4 separate regions of the Homo sapiens genome follow, and regions 2, 3 and 4 are each linked to region 1. Evidence: chromatin contacts called from ENCODE Hi-C or POLR2A ChIA-PET data. All regions are on one chromosome and are shown on one strand. Each heading gives the region's core, a stretch centred on a gene start or an enhancer-like site at or near the end of the contact. The rest is flanking DNA. Distances are from core to core; before and after follow the strand shown.

Region 1 (3,538 bases), core at 660-3,159:
TGCATTTGATGTATTATACGGACAAGAAAATGATGCAATTATAGAAAGATGTAGAGAGTGATGGAGAATAGAAGATAAGATTAATATTAATTGAATGGATTCATATGATTGTGGTTCAGAAGGATAAATGAGGACTTCTTCCTTTTGAGAAATTACACATTTCCCCCTCTAGGGAAATACAGAAAATACCTCTATAGGCAATTTACTTTTCCCCGCATTCATTTGACTTTTCATGTCCAGAAATGCAGTTTCTCATTGTCAGTTGAGCTTTTGGAGGAGTATATTGTTTTTCTAGGAAAGAGGTAACTTATGAGTCTTAATGAACACGTACAATTTGCTAAGAATCTTCTTTGTCACTTGAAAGTCATATGTACACCCACACCTATGCATGAGCCACATTTTCACTTAAATTTCAAACTCCAAAATAAATATTTCTATGAAGAGTTTTAATACACAATGGCAAAAGATAAACTCTTCTGGTTTAGGCAGTTTTTGTTTTAGCAGACTATCTAAACACAGCTGCTACAACTTCCAATAAACAAAGAGTAACACTAAACCACCTGTATTCGGATACTCGGATTCCTTCTTGGAAAAAGAGCATCTTTACCCTAGCTATCAGAAAATTCCATACCAAATAGTAAGATTTTTTTTTTTTGAGATAGAGTCATGCTCTGTCGCCCAGGCTGGAGTGCATGGACGCGATCTCACTGCAACCTCTGCCTCCCGGGTTCAAGGATTCCCCTGCCTCAGCCTCCCGAGTAGCCGGGATTACAGGCGCCCGCAACCATGCCTGGCTAATTTTTGTATTTTTAGTAGAGACAGGGTTTCGCCATGTTGGCCAGGCTGGTTTTGAATTCCTGACCTCCGGTGATCCGCCCGCCTTAGCCTCCCAAAGTGCTGGGATTACAGGCGTGGGCCACCGCGCCAGGCCTGTTGTTGTTTTTTAAATAGAGACAAGGTCTCACTATGTTGTCCAGGCTGGTCTCAAACTCCTGAGCTCAAGCGATCCTCCTGCCTCGACCTCCCAAAGTGCGGGGATTACAGGCGTGAGTTACCGCGCCCGGCTGTAAGATAGTTTTTTCATATCCTATTAAATATATATAGCATTGCAACATTTAACTTAGCCTAACTCCTACAGCTAAACATAAAACTTGCTCCCGAGTAGCAAACAATTAAAATGGTATCAAATTATGTATTAATCGAAATTCTATTAACTGAAATATGAAACACCTAAAGCCCTCAAAATGGGCAAACGTTGCGTGGTGCAGTCCCAGACCCAAGCTTCTGGGAGTGAAAGGTGCACCCGCGACCTTGCCTTGCTGGCTGGCTCTGGGACTCTGCGATAAGCCGCCCTCCGGTTGTCTGCGATAGCTCCTGAAGCAGGAGAGTGTCTTTCCCACCCTCCGCCTAACAGGCGGTATCTGACCCTTCCAGGCAGCAGCTCCCCAGCCTCCGGCTGCGCTGGGGCCCGGAAGGACGAAGCTTCCCGGCAGAGAACCTGGGCAGAGGCGTCCGTTGGGTAGGCGGCCGCGACCCGCTCGCTGCTTCTCCCCTAGTCTTCGGGTCCCTTGAACGCAGGTCGCTTGTTTGCCTTACGCGTAGTCAGCGGCCAGTGGCTATTTATGGCAGTAAGGAATATTATCCACATTTCACATGGAGCTTAGAGGACAGGGCGAGGGTCCACACTCTCCTTACTGCGCTCTGCCGCGGTCCTGCCCCGCTGTGCCCTCGCGGCCCCCTTAGAGCCACTGCCGGCGCACGCGGTCTGCAGACAGCAGAGCGCGGGCGCGCACAACTAAGCATGCGCCGCGGCCGAGCCGTCCGCTTTAAGGCCCTCCCCTCCCGCACCCGGCCCCAGGAACCCGGGGCGCCCCGGATCGGGAACGTGCGTGATGACGCACGTGCGCGCGAAGACGTGGGGACGCAGGCGGGTCGTAGAGAGCGTGAGTTTCCGCGTCTGTTTGGTCCGGCTGCTGTCGTTGGTTGTGAGCGGCATCTCTCGCCGTTTCCCCGGGCTGCGGGAGCTGGCGGCCGGGCTGGGGCTGCTGGGCGGAGGTCGGCGCCTCCCGGGGGGCTAGGGCGAGGGAGGCATGGCGGGGCTGGAGGCACAGCCTCCCCGTCCGGGGCAAGTCCGAGAGCGGGGAGGGCGTTTCCTGGGGTAACTCCACCTGGGGTCTTGTCGAAGTTGCCGCATCTCCGCCGGACCGCACGGGAACGACGTGCCCACACTCGGAGGAAGGGGTTGGCGCTGAGCGAGTTTAAAGGGTTCCTTTTGAAAGCAGGAAGTTTGAAGTGACGTTGCATCAGCAACAGAGCATGCAGTTTCAGGTGCTCTCGGGACAGCTTTCAGTTTCTCAGAACAAGTCTAAGCCTCACCGCAGTAATAACTTTTATTAGAGGACAAAAAATCCGCCAAAGTAAACCCTTTCTGTCCAACCCCTAAAAACCTTTGGATAAACGTTTACAAGAAACGGATCACAGCCTTATTTGTTTTTCTAAACTGAGCATAAACTCTTTTGAAGACTCAGCGTTACTGTCAAAATGAATGAGTGCCTGCCTAGTTATGATTCAATTATCGAGGTGTTTGGGTCTCTGCAGTACACTCAGTGACTCCCAGGCTTTTCTTTTTTCTCTTTGAAATTGCTTATTAGAAGGCTTTATCTAATTTCTCACAGTTGTGTGTCTTTTTGAGGTAGTTCTAATAAACTTTAAAGGCTTCTGGTTTGCTGCAGGCCTGCCGTCGCTGTGGAAAGCAAGTATTCTTTCAAAGAAGAATAGAAGTGCATTGGTTTCTAAATAATCCCAGGACGCTAGGATCAGCATCACTTGGGAACTTCTTGGAAATGCACATTTTGGGGTCTTATCCCAAACTTACTGAATCAGAAATATATTTTAACAAGCCTTCCAGTTGATACCAATGCACCTGGACGCTAAAGTTTGAGAATTAATGGCGTAGTGATAACACCCATTGTGGAATCACATATAATGGAATTTGAATTGAAGTAATTCCTAGATGGAAAAACTTGGACATGTTACCTCACAGGGCTGGAATATGAAGATGCAAGAAAAATGTTTAACACAAAACACATAGAAAACCCTCAAAGATGTTATTAAGTAACTTATTAGAACTGCATAAAATAAGTACATAGTTTGTGCTGGAAGGATTCTTCAGCGGGGTAGATATGAGCTGTAGCGCATGGATATTGGGACTGCTGCTTAGAGGGTATTTTGTTTACCTCGGGATTCTCAATTCTGTGTAGTCAAGGTTGTTGGATGCAGGATATTCAGTTAAAAGTTAAAGCAGTGCATACTAATGCTATTGTGGTTGTAGGATTTTTAAGAATAGCATTAGTATTTATGTTGAAGAGTAGTTTTTAATTCTTTGGCCTTCTGATCTCTTCAGCTTTGTTTGGAGACAGTCTCTTTCTGCCACCCAGGCTGGAGTGCAATGGTGCAATCTTGGATCACTGTAACCGCTGCCTCCAGGGTTCAAACGATTCTCCTGCCTCAGCTTCCCAGGTAGCTGGGATTACAGGCG
Region 2 (3,585 bases), core at 838-3,337, 1.2 Mb before region 1:
TTTCCATTAGAGGATCAGATCAGTGGATTGAGTATATTATGTTTCTTGTATTTTCTCTTAGAAAAAGAAGAAATCTAATTATGTTTTATCGATGTCTAAATATATTTGACCTAATGTTTTCTCATGTGACCATCACAACAGTCCTGCAAATCATAATCATTATCCCATCTCTGATGAGAAAACTGAGAAACAAAAGGCCAAGTGAAATCTCAAGTTCACAGAGTAATGGCAGATCTCGGCCTTGAACCCCTCTCTTCTTACTCTCAATGCACTGTCCTTTCCTGTGTGTGTGTCAGCTGCACTCTCCTGGGTATTATAGAGCAAACACATACTGAAGATTTCCTGTGCAGTTCATCACCACTAGAGGGAGGGAGAGGATCTCCAAAGTTAACATGTCTCCATTCATTTGGGCTAGAAATTACTTGACAAGTCAAACTATTAATGTAAGGTAATTACATACACAGGAATAAATAAAGAAAAAAATTGTGTCCTAATTGGTGTCCCCTGCTTTTTTTTTTTTTTTTTTTTTTTTTTTTTTTGCTGCTAATGGCTTAAAATTGATTGCATATGCATTAACTACAGACGTAATAGAGGATGATTAAGGACAAGTATGAATACCAAAAACTACATAATGAATGTCTGACTCATATTTTATTTACAGTGAGGTTTCAGGCAGGAACATGAAGTTGGCTGTTCTTTTACAATGTATGTTATCTACCTGAGGCATAAAGCATGTGGTACATGAACATACAGAGCAGATGTTAATTATTACTATTTTTCATGACTCTATCTCTTTCTTTTTACAAAAGAGATCAAAAGTCATTATGGCACGTGAATTTGGCTTTTATTACCCTGTATTGTTTTAAAATGAAAGGCCTTAACGTAGGTTTCTGCACATCACGTCTCTACCTACTACAAATAAGACACCATTGTTTAATTCATCCCTTAAAAGCTCATTCGTATGGACAAAAATGGGCAAAGCTAATCTCTATATATTTCAACTGATTATGTGTTACAAAAATAAACCCTAACTAGAGATAAAACTGGCAGCTTACATTTTCAACAACTTATTTTTCTTGATTACAATTTAAAAAATCATTTAGTGAGAAAAAAAAGGAAGAAAGAAACACAGTATTGTAATGTCAACCCTATGAAAACAAATATCCAGAATGTTCTGGGAAGAGCTCAGTTTGTTCTATAATTTGAAAACCACTGGGAACTGCTAAAGTGAATAACAAAAAAATCAAAATTTTATTAATATTTAAAATGCTGAAATGGAGAAAATTCAAAGTAGCATTCAGTTCAGTAGTAGAAAATGTGTAATTGTGTTAGACTTTAAAAAGAGAAAAATAACAATTTTTATTTCCGTTCTGTCCAGCAGTCAGATGATGTGCAAAGGGCAAGAAGGTTAAATAAATAGATACGATCATTCCAAAGACTCAAGTTGTTTGAAAGCAGTGTGAGCACACCTCCTCCAAGGAGAGTCGGGTTGTTATGAAGTACACCCAGGTTGCAGCGATTCACCTTACATGAGGGGAAGATGAAGAGCTCTTCAAATGAAGAAATGTGCTTTGCACATTCTGGCCCACTAAAACACTTTCTGCTCCAAACAGAAGTGGTATTTGCAGGCCCTACTTTGGAAGGTTTTATAGATAGGTCATGATTACTTCCTCTGACCAAATCCATTTTGTACAATCTTGCTATGGTTCTGTATCCTTGGCCTTCACAGTTGGTGTACATAGATGCCAAGGAATAAAAAGGATAACAGCCATCTGGTTCTCATCTCAACCAAAGAGGCAGGTTTAACTAGAGGAAATGGGTGCATGCTCGTGTGTCAAGTTATTTTTATTAGACCTGAAAGCAGAACCCTGGAATGTTGTACGGGGAGAGGTCATGCAATCTTTCCTTTGGAGACCTTTAAAACCACAGTAAATTTCCATATTGGTGAGATGATAGTAGTGTGGTTCTGCCTAAGAGAAAGGAAAGGATTACTAAATGAGTCTTTAGGCCATTTCAATGTAATTCTGCAGGAAATTCTAAAAAAGACCCTTACAAATTAATGGTCTTGGTTATGATTTTTATAGCCTTATGTCACCACAAAGGGGTGCTATTGCATTAGTTTATGTCCTTCCTGGGAAAACGTCTTCAGTATTTTCCAAAAAAAAAAAAAAAAAAAAAAAAAATTCCTACATAGGCTTTCAGCAATCATTTTGGCAGCATCAAGCAGTAATTCATTGTTTATCATGTGTTTTGGAATGACAGGGATCTGTATTAAAATCAATATTGCTAAGATTTCTTTGGATTGTTTACAGGCATACCTTGGAGGTATCATGGGTTCAATTCCAGACCATGGCAATATAGTGAATATTGCAATAAAGCAAGTCTCAATAATTTTTTGGTTTTCCAGTACATAGAAAAATTATTTTTACATTATAATCCAGTCTATTAAGTGTAAACATTGTGTCTAAACAATGTACATACCTTAATTAAAAAAATACTTCATTGCTAAAAATGCTAACGATCATCTGAGCCTGCATCAAGTCCTATGTTTTTGCCAGTAGAAGGTCTTTCCTCAGTGTTGATGGCTGCTGACTGATCAGGGTAGTGGTTGCTGAAGGTTGGGGTGGCTGTGGCAATTTCTTAAAATAGGACAACAGCAAAGTTTGCCACATCAATTTAACTCTTCCTTTTACAAAAGATTCCTCTGTAGAATGCAATGCTGTTTTTTTTTCTTTTTCCCTCCTTTACCTATGCCAAACCATATGATGCTGTTTGAGAACATTTTCCCCACAGTAGAATTAAAGTCATTTCTCTCAAACCCTGACACTGCTTTATCAACTAAGCTTATGTGATATTCTAAATCCTTTCTTGTCATTTCCACAATGTTCATAGCACCTTTACCAGGGGTGCATTTCATCTCAAGAAACCACTTTCTTTGTTCATCCCTAAAGAGCAACTCATCATGTGTTCAAGTTTTATCATGAGATTGCTGCAATTCAGTTACTTCTTCAAGCTCCCTTTCTAATTCTAGTTTTCTTGTTATAATTTCCACTTTACCACATCTGCAGTCCACTGAGGCCTTCAGTGCCTCAAAGTCATCCAAAAGGTTGAGATCAACTTCTTCCAAATTCCTGTTCATGTTGATATTTCAAACTCTTCCCATGAATGACAAGTGTTCTTAATGATATCTAGAGTGGTGAATCCTTTCCAGAAGTTTTTAAGTTACTTTTTTTTACCAAATTTATCAAATGAATCACTATCTGTGGCAGCTATAGCCTTATGAAATAGATTTCTTAAATAATAAGATTTCAAAGTCAAAATTACTCCTTGATTCATGGATTTAGAATGAATGTTATCTTAGCAGGCATAAAAACATTAATCTCCTTGTACATCTCCATGAGAGCTATTGAGTGACCAGGTGCATTGTCAATGAACAGTAATATTTTGAAAGGAATTCTTTTTTTTTCTGTGCAGTAGGTCTCAACATGGGCTTTAAATATTTAATAAATAATGCTGTAAACAGATGTACTGGCATCCACACTTTTTTTTTTCATTTCTAGAGCACAGGCAGAGTAGGTTTAGCAT
Region 3 (3,650 bases), core at 550-3,049, 1.9 Mb before region 1:
TTACATATTATAATCTACTGGGAACATTAGACATTTTTCTTTCTAATTAAAAAAAAATTCTATATTATGGCCATTATTAATAAAATTTTTATACAAAAATGCAAGCTATTCCTCTTTTCCATTTTCCACTAGAGTCTCCATTGCTTTCTTGACTTTTTAAAAAAATACTTTAAGTCTGATGGAGAGTAGAGTAACATGGCCCAGAATTAAGCTTATAATTAAGTAAAACATAAATAATAAGATCCAAATTGGCTCCATCATATTTTGCATGTGACACAACCACTCCCTGTTCCATCTATGTAGTAAACTTACTGTCCCACTACGATCACTGCTCTGTGACATAATAAAATAAAGTGGGCTGGGCACGGTGGCTCATGCCTGTAATCCCAGCCCTTTGGGAGGCTGAGGTGGGCAGACCAATTGAGGTCAAGAGTTTGAGACCAGCCTGGCCAACATGGGAAAACACCGTCTCTATTAAAAAAAAAAAAAAAAAAAAATATATATATATATATATATATAATGTATATACACAAAAAATAGCCGGGCATGGTGGCGGGCACCTGTAATCCCAGCTACTCAGGAGGCTGAGGCAGGAGAATCACTCGAACCTGGGAGGGGGAGGTTGCAATGAACCAAGATCATGCCATTGCACTCCAGCAATGTTGCTGGGCAACAACAGCAAAACTCCATTTCAATAAATAATAATACTAACGTGAACACTTAGCTAATTTAAGAAGTTTTTTGTTTGTTTGCTTGTTTTATTGGTAAGTTTCTGGAATGTAGGCTTGGGTTCCCCATAACAGTAATCACATGGCTACTAGATTAGTAATGTCCTATAGTTAGATAGGCCCCCAAATACATAAGGTAATGTTCACATCCAATTTATGAGACTGCGAATTAATTCAGGCCGAGTTACAAAAATTGCTTAATCACGTGTACAATGCCTGGTGGTCTCTTGTTATAAAATGATGTTGACTTTTTACTAAATAAGACAACAGGCTGAATTATGCTCTTGGAACCATGTGATAAATCTAAAACATTATTTTACAATATGTGCAGTTATTGCATATCTAATATCCTGTGCAGGTTACACAAGGTATAGGAAAGAGAATACATGTATGATGTATGCCCATAACGTGCTATTGATCTTAGTTGTATTTTATTATAATGCTGGAGCATTTGTCTGAAAAAGTGCAAGGACAGCCAGGCGCTGTGGCTCATGCCTATAATCCCAGCGCTTTGGGAGGCTGAGGCGGGTGGATCACCTGAGGTTGGGAGTGTGAGACCAGCCTGACCAACACGAAGAAACCCCGTCTCTACTAAAAATAAAAATAAAATAAAATAAAATAAAAATTAGCTGGGCATGGTGGCACATGCCTGCAATCCCAGCTACTCGAGAGGCTGAGGCAGGAGAATCGCTTGAACCCGGGTGGCGGAGGTTGCGGTGAGTCGAGATGGCGCCACTGTACTCCAGCCCGGGCAGCAAGAGCAAAACTCCATCTCAAAAAAAAAAAAAAAAAAAAAAAAGTGCAAGGACTCCACAAGTTTCCACTTTAAAAACTGTGGCACTTCTTCTCATTTTAGATCTCTTTAATGTGTCTCCACTGAAGCAAAAATGAATTGATCGAATACAAAGAAAACTGTAAACAATCATATTTGGTAAGGGTTTTAATATGGTTACAAAGAATTTTTTCTTTTCTGAGAATCAGATGCTTTCAGACCACTACAAATTGTCTTGACCACAAGAGATTTCCTGTTCTCTTTTATAAAACTCTGGTCAACAATTAGTATAGCTCAATAGCATAAAAGGGATCTGAAACTGCAGTGGAACTCAGCTGAGCTTCTCCTTTGGTGGTAGGATTTCATAAGGAGCCTATCTATTGTCCAGAGATCAGGCATTTGGAAATAAAAACTGTCCTGAAATGATGCATGCAGGCCTGTGTTTATAGTTTCAGGTCCATGAGATTCAGACATCCTCCCTTGCAGCCCTGTCACTTTCTGGTTTCTTGTAGCCTGCAGTGGATGGTCTTGGAGGTTTCGTTACAGCCACCAATCTGCTGGCTATACTGGCTACAGAAGACTTCCTTCCAAGCACATCAGGACTATCTCTCAATTGGCCAAAGGTCACTGTAAAAGTCTAAAAAAGGGCTGCTTATCCTATCTTGGGGCTGAGAAAAGCTTCCTCTGACAGTATTGTAGCTTCCCCCTGTTCAAAAAGGAGGACAAAATGATGGTGTTTAAAGTAATCAATCAGTCTAAGCTTGGGGAGTTATAAGCCTCACAATAAGAACTATTAACTAAAACTTTGTGATTAATGACCCTCAGCATGTGTTTAAAAGTGATTTTAACCTAAATTTCTCAGACATCGATATTGTCTTTTATTCTATTAGAGAATGTCCTTAGATTACATTAGTTTCTTGAAAAACATCTTTTACCACATTCAGAAGAGTATTGTTGTGATTTTATTTTACTTATTGTTTAAATATATGAGAATATTACTTTAGTACCTGACTTGTGCTTTAAAGGGAAGGCCCTTCTTGTTTTGCTGGGGTTGAACTGTATGGCAAATATACAAATAATGAACAGTTGTCTATTACTTGATAGCAGTCATTCCAGCCAAGTTAAGCATGAAGACACAGTGTTGTAGTATTTAGGTATATAGTAGTGATAGAATCCTATAAGAAGAACTTCAAGGTGTTTTACTCTTGGATTGACAAACTACTGAGCCAGTCATTTCACTTCTTTTTTGTGACTTATTTTCCAGGCTCCAAAACATGTCTCATCTCCTCTAAAGAGGTGAGGACCAAACATTCTACATATGGGAAGATGTGAGCATTAATAGAAACGAGGTGCTCCAACAATATAAAGACACCTACTGCACCAGGACCTCCCCCTGGCAAAGACTCTGAGGTCTGTGGTCTGAGTTTACCATCCAAGAAAGCCCAGTGAAGAGGGTTGCCTGCTGCGAGGCCTGCAGACATGGTCTAGGGAAGAGAAATGGACTGAAGAGCGGCCCAGCACTGCCAGCTCTCACCGGCTCCATCCCACCTGGCTGCCCGCATTTCTCCTTCAGGGCCAGCCTCATTCCTGCACAGGGCCTTTGCCCATGCTCCTCTGCCTCTCCAAAAGTCTTTTTCTTTCCTCATTCTTTAGAAATCTCAGGTTTTGTATAGGTGCCAGCTCCTTTTCAAAAGCTTTCTAATTCATCCAACACACATTTTTCTTCCCTGAATGCTGTTATTTACTCTCTGTAGCACACATGAAGTCTGCAGCTTACCCATAGAATATTTTAGGCCGAAAGGTTATGCTGCTGATGAATTCAGCCGGTCATTTTACCTGTGTGTTTTATTGTTTATAAGCAAGCCACATTACATCTGCTTTGGGGGTAAAATATAACAACTGTAAAATAAGTTTTGCCATGTTCCTTATTACTCCTTTGCTATGTTCCATTCATTCCTTTTAAAGAATAAAGTGCTCGTATCTACATATATGCTTTCATGATTCCTTTGTATCCTTCCTGTGATCACGTGCACCACCTCTATCCTAACACATAGAATGGCTTTTTAAAAAAACCATCTAATTGAGATATAACTGATCTGTCATAAAATTTATCCTTTAAAAGTATAGAATTGAGTGGTTTTTGGTATATT
Region 4 (3,547 bases), core at 820-3,319, 1.9 Mb before region 1:
AATGCCTTGCATTGTGGAAATTGGAGAATAATGGTAGGGTCTTGGGTTTGCAATCAAGAACTTTGTGTTTTGCAGATAACTAATTGTTGAATTTCCTTTATTTAGTTGTGCACACTGCAGTAAATTCTTGACATTTTGAAGTCCAGTAGTTAAGGTCCCCAATTAAAGGGCAAATTAACCTCTGGGTATGTGTTCTGCACCTCACTAGGTAAACAAGAAGAACTGAAATAGCAGAGAAACAAGAATTGGATACCTCTCATAAGGGCACCCATATGTATTTAATCTAGTTTATGAGAATGACTCTCTGTCAAACATTGTTCGTGTCTGTCCAGTGCCAGGAATCAATGATAAGAGAGAATTAGAACAGACTATACACAGTCCATGTGGGGAGATGATGGTACACATAAAACACAAAAGGCAGAAACGAAGTGACAAATGAAGAATATGGGTTGCAGCATCTGAAAACAAAGGAGAACATTGTGTTGGCCAAGGTGAAGCAGGATTTCTTCATACAAGCACTGAGACTTGATTTGGGACCTGGACAATAGTAGGACTTTGAAAGTTACTACTATAACCCCAAGAGAAGAGACTCTCCAGTGTTTGTAAGAATCACATGGATAAGTTGTTTAAAATGTGGATTCCTTGACCCTAACCAGGAGCTCAGTAGCTCTCATTTGGGGGGTTTAGTAATCTGGCTTTATAAAGACCATCCATTGGCGGGCACGGTGGCTCATGCCTGTAATCCCAGAACTTTGGGAGGCCAAAGGTGGGTGGATCATTTGAAGTCAGGAGTTCGAGACCAGATTGGCCAACATGGTGAAACTCTGTCTCTACTAAAAATACAAAAATGAGCTGGGCATGGTGGCATGCACCTGTAATCCCAGGTACTCAGGAGCCTGAGGCAGGAGAATCACTTGAACCTCGGAGGTGGAGGTTGCAGTGAGCCGAGATTGCACCACTGCGCTCCAGCCTGGGCAACAGGGCGAGACGCTACCTCAGAAAAAAAAAAAAAAAAAAAAAAAAAGAGCATCGAAGTGATGCCTGTTAAAGACACTACACAGACCACACTTTGAGAAACAATGCCTCAGAAGCTGGTTCACCTAATAGTTTTCTTAGGCAGAAAATCATATAATAGTGCCCTCTGTGGCACTACCTCCCAACACAAACTATTTTTATACTGCACGGAGATCTCATTTATAAAATCAAATATTCTCTTTTCCTAATGTATACTCAGTCAGGTGGAATTAACTAACCAGCTGGATCACACCGCATGTTTAGGAAATGGAGGAGAAAACCCTGGAATAAAGCCAGCCTCTTCACTGGCCACGGCTGTGCTTGGAATTTGTAAACCTGGTCATGCTTGTCATGTCCCTCAGGTATTGTCTAAATCAGGGTTTCTTAAACTCAGCACTATTGACATCTTGGATCTGATCATTTGTTGTTTGTGTGTGGGGGTGTCCCTTGTATTGCAGGATGTTTTGTAGCATCCCTGGCTGGCCTCTACCCATGGATACCAGTAGCAAACTCCCCGCCCTCTGCTGTGCCCATCTGTGACAGCCACTGAGGTCCTCAGAAGTTGCCAAAACTTCTTGGGGGAGGGCAGGGAAAAATCTCTCCCCAACCCTAGGTCTAAATCTAGTATTTAGTTTTTACTTTCCGCCCCCCCCCGGCTTTGTTTTTCGGAGATGGGGTCTCACTCTGCCACCCAGGCTAAAGTGCAGCGGTGTGATCATAGCTCACTGCAACCTTGAACTCTTGGGCTCAAATGACTCTCTTGCCTCAGCCTGCTGAGTAGCTGGGATTACAAATGTGTATCATCACACCTTTTTTCATTTTAATTTTTTTTGAGGTGGGGTCTTGCTATGTTGCCCAATCTAGTCTAGAACTCCTGGTTTCAAGAGATCCTCTCACCTCAGCTTCCTGGTAGCTGAGATTACAGGTGTGAGCCACCAAATCCAGTATTTCCTTGATGATGGCTTCCAGAGCCAGGGATCTCCTGGCAGATGGTGGAGATTTCTCTTTGGACCAGAGTTAGTACCTCTTGAAAGCCGAGCTGACTTGCTTGGAAGAACCTCAGACCTACTGTCCTTCAAATCAGTGCCCTCTTTCACTTCTCTACATGTCTCAAAACACCACTATTCAAATTAGTGCATAAGCCTAGGTTTCTGTTTCTGTTCTGGGACGTCTCTATTAAAATGCAGCTTCACTTGCCTGGAAAAGCTACAAACCCATTATAATCTTCAATAACTTAGAATATTATCTCAGAAGAGGCAAACTGGTCACCTAGGCAAAGGCCCAAGGAATTGGGGATGAGGATACACGTTTCAAGCATGAAAGCATGTCATTGGGACTGTGGTGTTGGCCACTGTGGGTAAGACCACTGTGCTGGCCTTCACACTTACTTGCCAGGTACCTCTGGGTGACTTCCCTAACCTCTCTGGAAATGAGTCTCCTTATCTGCAAAATAAAGATAACCACAGTATCTACTTTATTAGATGTTGTGAGGCTTATTAATAGAATATTGGTGAAGTGCTTAGCGCCATGTGTGGAATATAATAAAATGCTCAGTGGATGTCAGTTGTAAGTTGGATTATAAAGTAATTGTGTTGAGGTCATCTTGAGCTGCGCTGCTACAGTGTATGGTTTATGAGTGCAGGATGATCCTAGCTGCTCATGCATTGAGCATTAGGAGGAGGAGCTCCGGGCACAAAAAGGGCACCAGCTCCGGGCACAAAAAGGGCACCTCGAAAGTGGCAGTGAAAGGAATAGGATGCTTCAGAAAGGAAGGGAGTAGCCAGAAGACCCCTTGGTTTGGATAAGGATAATTAGGTTAAACAGCCTCTCTTCCCCTGCACACTCACTCCTTCCACAACTGACCTCTTTGTGCTCATTGTGTCTTGCAACACTGGCTATTTCATTTTTAAATCCCCTCTGTGCACAACTACAAAAGGTTCCAATTATCCTATTTCTGTCATCTCCCTTTATCCCACAAAGAAGACTCAAATTCCAAGGAAGTTAAGAAAGCCAAGTTTTAACCAATATCATATGTTTAAAAAAAAAAAAGAACTTTTCATGGTTACTTTTCTGCCTAAGCGGGACTGTAAATTCCCAGAGCAATAAACAGTATCCTCTTTATGTTTCAACGGTGCGGGATCTCCTACTGGCATGTGGCAAATACCAACATTATAATTACCAATTTGATGTTGTGAACAGCAGAAAAGAGTATTGCACTTTGTTTTCTCCCCGTCTTCCTCTTTTTCCTTTGAATAAATTTCCAAGGCCACGGAAAGGTATTAAAGTACACTGACAAAGAGACATTTAATCTGACTTTGTTCTCTTTTGCAAGGGTATCATAGATTGGGAAGGAGATCCGCTACCTAGACTGCATCAAAAGATCTTTGGCAGCATTTAAAATTGGCATCCTTCTTGCTTTGGTTGGCATTAGGGAACATATTTTCAGGAACCAGTTCTGAATTTGTGTTGACTTCTTCTTTCTCACTGCCCATAACTACAGAGTGGAGACTGCCATGATAAGCCATTTCTTTTT

What was found. Hi-C counts contacts between places; a loop is a spot of excess contacts on that map. ChIA-PET counts read pairs that join two places held with the same protein, here RNA polymerase II (POLR2A). Pooled maps may share reads with other maps.
Region 2: a map of posterior vena cava shows a loop between it and region 1 (5-fold over the local background). The contact joins the enhancer-like site here to the promoter of RHBDD1 in region 1. A Hi-C loop is called at or near these places in 3 of 168 maps with a recorded cell type or tissue (endothelial cell of hepatic sinusoid, posterior vena cava and sigmoid colon) and 10 of 50 pooled maps. POLR2A ChIA-PET finds 5 or more read pairs at or near these places in 3 of 52 experiments (A549, T-cell and activated T-cell).
Region 3: a map of CD8-positive, alpha-beta T cell shows a loop between it and region 1 (3-fold over the local background). The contact joins the enhancer-like site here to the promoter of RHBDD1 in region 1. A Hi-C loop is called at or near these places in 2 of 168 maps with a recorded cell type or tissue (CD8-positive, alpha-beta T cell and naive thymus-derived CD4-positive, alpha-beta T cell), 2 of 37 single-sample maps with no recorded cell type and 11 of 50 pooled maps. POLR2A ChIA-PET finds 5 or more read pairs at or near these places in 1 of 52 experiments (activated CD4-positive, alpha-beta T cell).
Region 4: a map with no recorded cell type shows a loop between it and region 1 (3-fold over the local background). The contact joins the enhancer-like site here to the promoter of RHBDD1 in region 1. A Hi-C loop is called at or near these places in 2 of 168 maps with a recorded cell type or tissue (CD4-positive, alpha-beta memory T cell and GM12878), 6 of 37 single-sample maps with no recorded cell type and 13 of 50 pooled maps. POLR2A ChIA-PET finds 5 or more read pairs at or near these places in 2 of 52 experiments (OCI-LY7 and activated naive CD4-positive, alpha-beta T cell).

The regions. Positions count from the first base shown.
Region 1 is chr2:226,834,145-226,837,682 of GRCh38, forward strand. RHBDD1 (rhomboid domain containing 1) reads left to right here and starts at 1,910. Exons shown (of 9, transcript NM_001167608.3): 1 at 1,910-1,943. RefSeq lists enhancers at 1,229-1,523, 1,363-1,432, 2,273-2,422 and a silencer at 1,693-2,222.
Region 2 is chr2:225,668,449-225,672,033 of GRCh38, forward strand. The region is part of intron 7 of NYAP2 (neuronal tyrosine-phosphorylated phosphoinositide-3-kinase adaptor 2); the gene reads left to right. Among named protein-coding and RNA genes, the nearest start is that of NYAP2, 270 kb to the left of the region's middle. RefSeq lists a silencer at 255-304. Within about 2 kb of position 2,088, at least 2 of the 41 ENCODE cell types and tissues checked have a DNase peak (open chromatin) inside an H3K27ac peak, as active enhancers do.
Region 3 is chr2:224,920,617-224,924,266 of GRCh38, forward strand. The region is part of intron 2 of DOCK10 (dedicator of cytokinesis 10); the gene reads right to left. Among named protein-coding and RNA genes, the nearest start is that of MIR4439, 88 kb to the right of the region's middle. Within about 2 kb of position 1,800, at least 7 of the 41 ENCODE cell types and tissues checked have a DNase peak (open chromatin) inside an H3K27ac peak, as active enhancers do; they include CD8-positive, alpha-beta T cell, where a contact is called at or near this core.
Region 4 is chr2:224,955,627-224,959,173 of GRCh38, forward strand. All of the region lies in intron 1 of DOCK10 (dedicator of cytokinesis 10), which reads right to left. Among named protein-coding and RNA genes, the nearest start is that of MIR4439, 53 kb to the right of the region's middle. RefSeq lists an enhancer at 2,122-2,511. Within about 2 kb of position 2,070, at least 6 of the 41 ENCODE cell types and tissues checked have a DNase peak (open chromatin) inside an H3K27ac peak, as active enhancers do; they include GM12878 and OCI-LY7, where a contact is called at or near this core.